2 separate regions of the Mus musculus genome follow, and region 1 is linked to region 2. A link is a loop called in an ENCODE intact Hi-C map of the cell type or tissue named here. Cell type or tissue: gastrocnemius. All regions are shown on one strand. Region 1 overlaps Cops4 (COP9 signalosome subunit 4). Region 2 overlaps Sec31a (Sec31 homolog A (S. cerevisiae)).

What was found. A loop is a pair of places that touch in the nucleus more often than their neighbours do. Peaks named below come from ENCODE experiments on the same cell type or tissue, not always from the same donor. Only the 100,000 strongest peaks of a DNase experiment are listed, where the experiment ranks them.
Region 1: a loop joins it to region 2, with 5 times the contacts of the local background. A loop is called at or near these places in 7 of 42 quality-filtered maps.

The regions. Positions count from the first base shown.
Region 1 is chr5:100,535,868-100,538,367 of GRCm38, forward strand. Cops4 (COP9 signalosome subunit 4) reads left to right here. Exons shown (of 10, transcript NM_012001.2): 7 at 1,431-1,601. Among named protein-coding and RNA genes, the nearest start is that of Cops4, 19 kb to the left of the region's middle. In gastrocnemius, a CTCF peak has its summit at 1,031 (motif pointing left); no DNase peak of the experiment used is centred here; H3K27ac peaks cover 2,094 bases.
Region 2 is chr5:100,372,981-100,375,480 of GRCm38, forward strand. It overlaps Sec31a (Sec31 homolog A (S. cerevisiae)), which reads right to left. Exons shown (of 28, transcript NM_026969.1): 21 at 2,228-2,351; 22 at 400-735. Among named protein-coding and RNA genes, the nearest start is that of Sec31a, 42 kb to the right of the region's middle. In gastrocnemius, a CTCF peak has its summit at 1,085 (motif pointing right); a DNase peak (open chromatin) is centred at 1,094.

The DNA of each region.
Region 1 (2,500 bases), 160 kb after region 2:
CTCCTACAGTCGTTACTGTCAAGGAAAATGCCCCCACAGGCTCGCTCGCAGGACAGTCTAGTAAAGACATTTTCTCAGTTGAGGTTCCCTTTTTCTAAATGACTCCAGCTGTATCTGTTGGCATAAAACTAGCCGGGACAAATACCAGGATTTAGACCCTGGATGTTCCCACGGCTACTAGGTGTAGGTGTCCTGGTGACAGAAGACAGCGGTTGCTGACAGCATTGTTTCCACTCACTCGGTATTAGTCACCAGGTGTTTAAAGGCTCTAAATGTATACATTGAGTCAGTATTGTTTCTTAGCAGAGAAATACTGGTTTTGTTCTGTTTCTGAGACACAGTCTTTCTGTTCAGTTTGACTGGCCTACAGCTTGCTGTGTAGTTCAGACTGGTGGAAGTCATGCTTCAGCCTTCCTGGTTCTGGGATCACAGAAGTGTATTCCATGCTGGGCATATATATTTTTTATTAACTAAATAATGTACTATTATATATACAAGAAGAAAATAGAAATCACCTAGGCTTACAACCTCCTGGACCATTTTGACCTCTACCCTGGTCCATTATGTGAACATTCAGTTATTCTCATGTATCTACAGATTTTTTGTTAGTGAACATATCTAGTGATTAAAATTTATTTTGAACTAACCCAAACTCTCAGGTTTTTCATCATTTCCAGATATGTGCAGACTAAGTAGCAAAATGAGTTACCCAATCTCTGTCTCCAGGTGAGAGTGGGCTCAGAGTGCCCTGCCTCTCTACAGCCCAGCTTTCAACCTGTAAGCAAGCGGGCTTTTGTGGGCTTCGCAGGGGCTCCTCCCCATAGTTTTATGCCCTTTTTGATGAGTTTGATGTTAAAATGGTTCCCTGATGGACTGCTAGATGCTGTCTAGTGCTCTGTGTGTGTGTGCACGCATGTGTTTAGGTGTGGGTGCTAGTGGGAACTAGGGGTAGACAAAGTGTATATATAGTCTTGGCTGACTCTCACTGACCTCAAATTACAGGCCTGCACCACTGTGCCCTCTAGTGTTCATAAGTATAGACAGTCTGATGTGGAGGTTTTGTGTGACAAAATAGTATCCTGTAAGCTCTAATTTGACAGCATTGCAGTGTTAGCTATGAGTTCAAAGCTAATGAATTAACCCTATATGTTAAGTAAGGGTGTAAACAGAAGCACGTGAAACAAAGTTGCAGTTTGATTAAAGTTGACAAAAAATGGACTAGGGGCTTAGAAGAACCTAGTTCTGTATCTCCAATAGAAGTAGCAGCTCAGCATTAACTGTGGTACAATCAATAACTTTCTAGAACATACTAAATAAATGTATTAATGGGGATTGTATGTATTTTAGTAAGCAAAAATGGGATCATAGAATGTGATTCTTTTTGTCACTGAAGAAACACTTAGAACATTTGACCCTCTGTGTTTCCCTAGGACAGCAGCGCTCTCGGATGCTGGCTACTCTTTTTAAGGATGAAAGGTGCCAGCAACTAGCTGCATATGGGATCCTAGAGAAGATGTACCTAGACAGAATCATCAGAGGGAACCAGCTTCAAGAATTTGCTGCTATGCTGATGCCACACCAAAAAGCAACGACAGCTGATGGTAATGATCATGTCTGACGTGTGTGTGACAGGGGTATCTAGGTATAGATTAGTAGAAAATATGTTACATTAGTATTTTCAAGTAATACTTCTGATTAATAAAAAGAGGACTATTGACCAATAATGAGTATTAAACACTGACATAGGTTTGTGGTATAATCTGAAATAATCCCTATTGGAAAGCAGTTTATGAAATACAGCATTTTTTTCTTCTTTTTTTAAAAAAAAATCTTATTTGTTTTTTGAAACTTGTGAAAACTGAAAAATTATAGCTTGTACCTATGACACCTGAATTTTAAAAAGCTTAAGCCATTGGTAAATAAAACTAAATAACAGATTATATTAGAGCATAATTATTCATCCCTAATTAAGAGTAAAATTTAGCTCAGTAGCTTGCCCAAGGACCCTTGGGGTAAAATGGTCCAAATAGGAATAGGTTTCCTTTCATATTTTTTGGTTAAATGATGTGATTGCTTAAATCAGAATGTCTTTGCCAGGAAAATGTCCTTTTAATATTTTCTAATTCATAATAGTGACTATTTTATGTATTTTTGTCTAAGATGTTTTAAAGTCCCTTGCTAACATGACCATGATACTAAACATAGAGGTGTGGACACACTGAACCATGCATGGAGCAGCATCAGCATGCAAGCCAACTAGGCTTGCTGCCCAGGTCACTGTCACTCTGTACCAGAGAGCAATTAGTTGTGAGGACTCATTTGTACTGGGCTGGCTGAAAGGTCTTAACTTTAAGGATTTTTATTTATGTGCATAAGTGTGTGTCAGTGTGAATATGTGCTGAGTGTGTGGAGGTGTCCTGCAAGGCCAGAAGACATCAGCCAGTGCTGTGTGCTGTGTGCTGTGTGCTGTGTGCTGTGTGCTGTGAGCTGTGAGCTGTGA
Region 2 (2,500 bases):
TGGTTGGAGATACAGCTCAGCATTTCGCTAACACTTGAGGCCTACGTTCAATTCCCAGGATGCTATGCCCTCTAAAGTTCTGTATTTCACATAACAGTACCCACTAAATCCGATTTCAACTGTCATTCATCTTGCCAACTAATTTTCTACCTTTTAAAGTACATGCAGCAGTGGGTTATACAGTCTTAGTGTTTGAAAGCGCTAGTCTGTTCTCTTCATTTAGTAGCTGACATTCATTATAGGGGGTCTCACACTCATGCAAAGTTTTAGAATTTGTTATTAAAAATTCAACCAATACCCCATGTTATTCAGTTCACAAACACTTGGAAATACCACCCCTCCAGCCACCCCTCTGCTCATGAAACAGGAGGCCCAAGCAGACCCCTTCCAAGCGCAGACCTGTTCTTTGGGACGCAGGCAGCTCACTGGCAGCAGGCGGTGTACCTGTTGTTCCAGGAGGCAGTGCATAAGCTGAAGATGATGGTGGAGCTCCTGGTCCGCCATGCTGGAAGGATGCTCCAGAGGAGGGAGGGGGGAAAGAAGCAGCAGAGCTGGAGGTAGGTGAGGAGGCTTGCTGGGCTGTGTACATCTGAGGCTGCCCAGAATAGGAAGCCACAGGAGATATGTACGGGGTGTTAGGGTAAGCGTTAGAAGCAGGAGGAGCAACAGGCTGTTGAGGTCGATAAGCTGCTGCCCCCCCTGTTCCGAAGGAATACTGCTGGGCTGGCTGGTAAGCTACATCAAGGGGAAGAAACAGAAATCCTTCGTTAGTTACATACTTACTCACACGGAAGTAGGAAGAACAAGTAACGGTATCATAGGAAGATGGTTTTAATCATTAATCTTATAACAGTAAGACCAAAGCTAGCACTCCTGATAGGGGTGTAGCTCAGTGACAGAGCACTTGCCTAGCATGGGAAACCTGGGTTCCACCTGCAGCATCTCAAAAATAAAGAAAAAACAGTAATAAGACAAAGCCTTAGCACGCTTCCTCTGAGAAACATGGGCCATCAGGTCTAAGAGCCGACAGGACTGGCCCTTCTCTGAGAGCGCCTGTTCCTGGGAAGACTGCAGAGACAGCTATGAGCCACCAGATGGAGCCATGAGGACTTGTGGACACAAGGCCAGTACTTTTCTGGAAAACCCTATAGTTTGTTGGTAGCTTGACTTCAGCCTCCACCCTCACTCAACCCTCCTGACAGAGGCTAACACTGCATAGGCAGGGCAGGGAGAGAGGCAGGAAGAGGCCCTGCAGTGTACACCCGGGGCATCTGCTACCCAGAAACAGCACAGCACTGCATGAAATGTAGATTTACGTGAAGAATCCCTGCAGCTCAGAAGCCCTCATCTGGATCAGTGGTTAGGGGGTCTTGGCTTTTTTTAATAGTTGTTTAGACCCTTGGTTCTAAATTTTTAATAGTTATTTAACCTTATAATTCCCCCATTTTACTTAGGTTCTTTGTAGATGTGAAACAGTTAGTCTGCCTCTACCCACCATGGATGGGACTGACGGCCTGCCTGCATCCCCACTCCTAATTGCACTTCTTTTTTCAAGTGTAACTGCTCCCTTTGTCAAAGTCCACAGAATATACAAATCTAAGAGTGCACACACATAAAGTCTGGGCGTGGCACAAGACAGCATCATTTGTTCGTTGCTGCAAAGCATACACTACCATGCATCAGGATGCAAAGAGTCTGTGTGGGTGTGTGTAGGTGCCCTGTACTTTGTGTGTGTGCAGGGGTGAGTGTGTGGGTACTCTGTATCTTCTGTGGGGTTGTGTGTAGGTGCCCTGTACTTTCGTGTGGGTGAGCATGGGTGAGTGTGTGGGTGCCCTGTATCTTCTGTGTGGGTGAATGTGTGGGTGCCCTGTACGCTGTGTGTGGGTGAGCATGTGGGTGCCCTGTATCTTGTGTGTGGGTGAGCATGGGTGTGTGTGGGTGCCCTGTATCTTCTGTGTGGGTGAATGTGTGGGTGCCCTGTACTCTGTGTGTGGGTGAGCATGTGGGTGCCCTGTATCTTGTGTGTGGGTGAGCATGTCAGTGTGTGTCTCTCTTGTGTCTATTCCCCACCTCCCCACTCTCTGTGGGTGCTAGAAACTGAACACTCTAAGGGAGCCCCCTGGCACTGAGTGACACCCTAGCCCCCTGATTTTATCTGTCAAAACTGACTGAGCATGGTTTTGTGGCGGCTAGGCAATGAGGGGAGGCAGGCACCCTGGTTACTTACGCTGCGGCTGTGGGTAAGGTGGCAGCTGGCTGGGCATGTGGCCTGGAGCCGTGGGCAGCGGGGCAGCAGGGTTTGGAATGACATTGCCCTGCATTATGAAACCTGGAGGTGGGGGATTTTCTCCCTGGAAAATGAGAACAGAGTAAAAAGGAAAATTATATTTGGGATCAAGTCTCACCAAATAGCCTTGCAGTCTCTGAAATGGAATTGGTGTTTATTTTTTTAAGCTATTATATGAGAAAGCTGCATTTTGCCTATACTATCTTGCTCAGA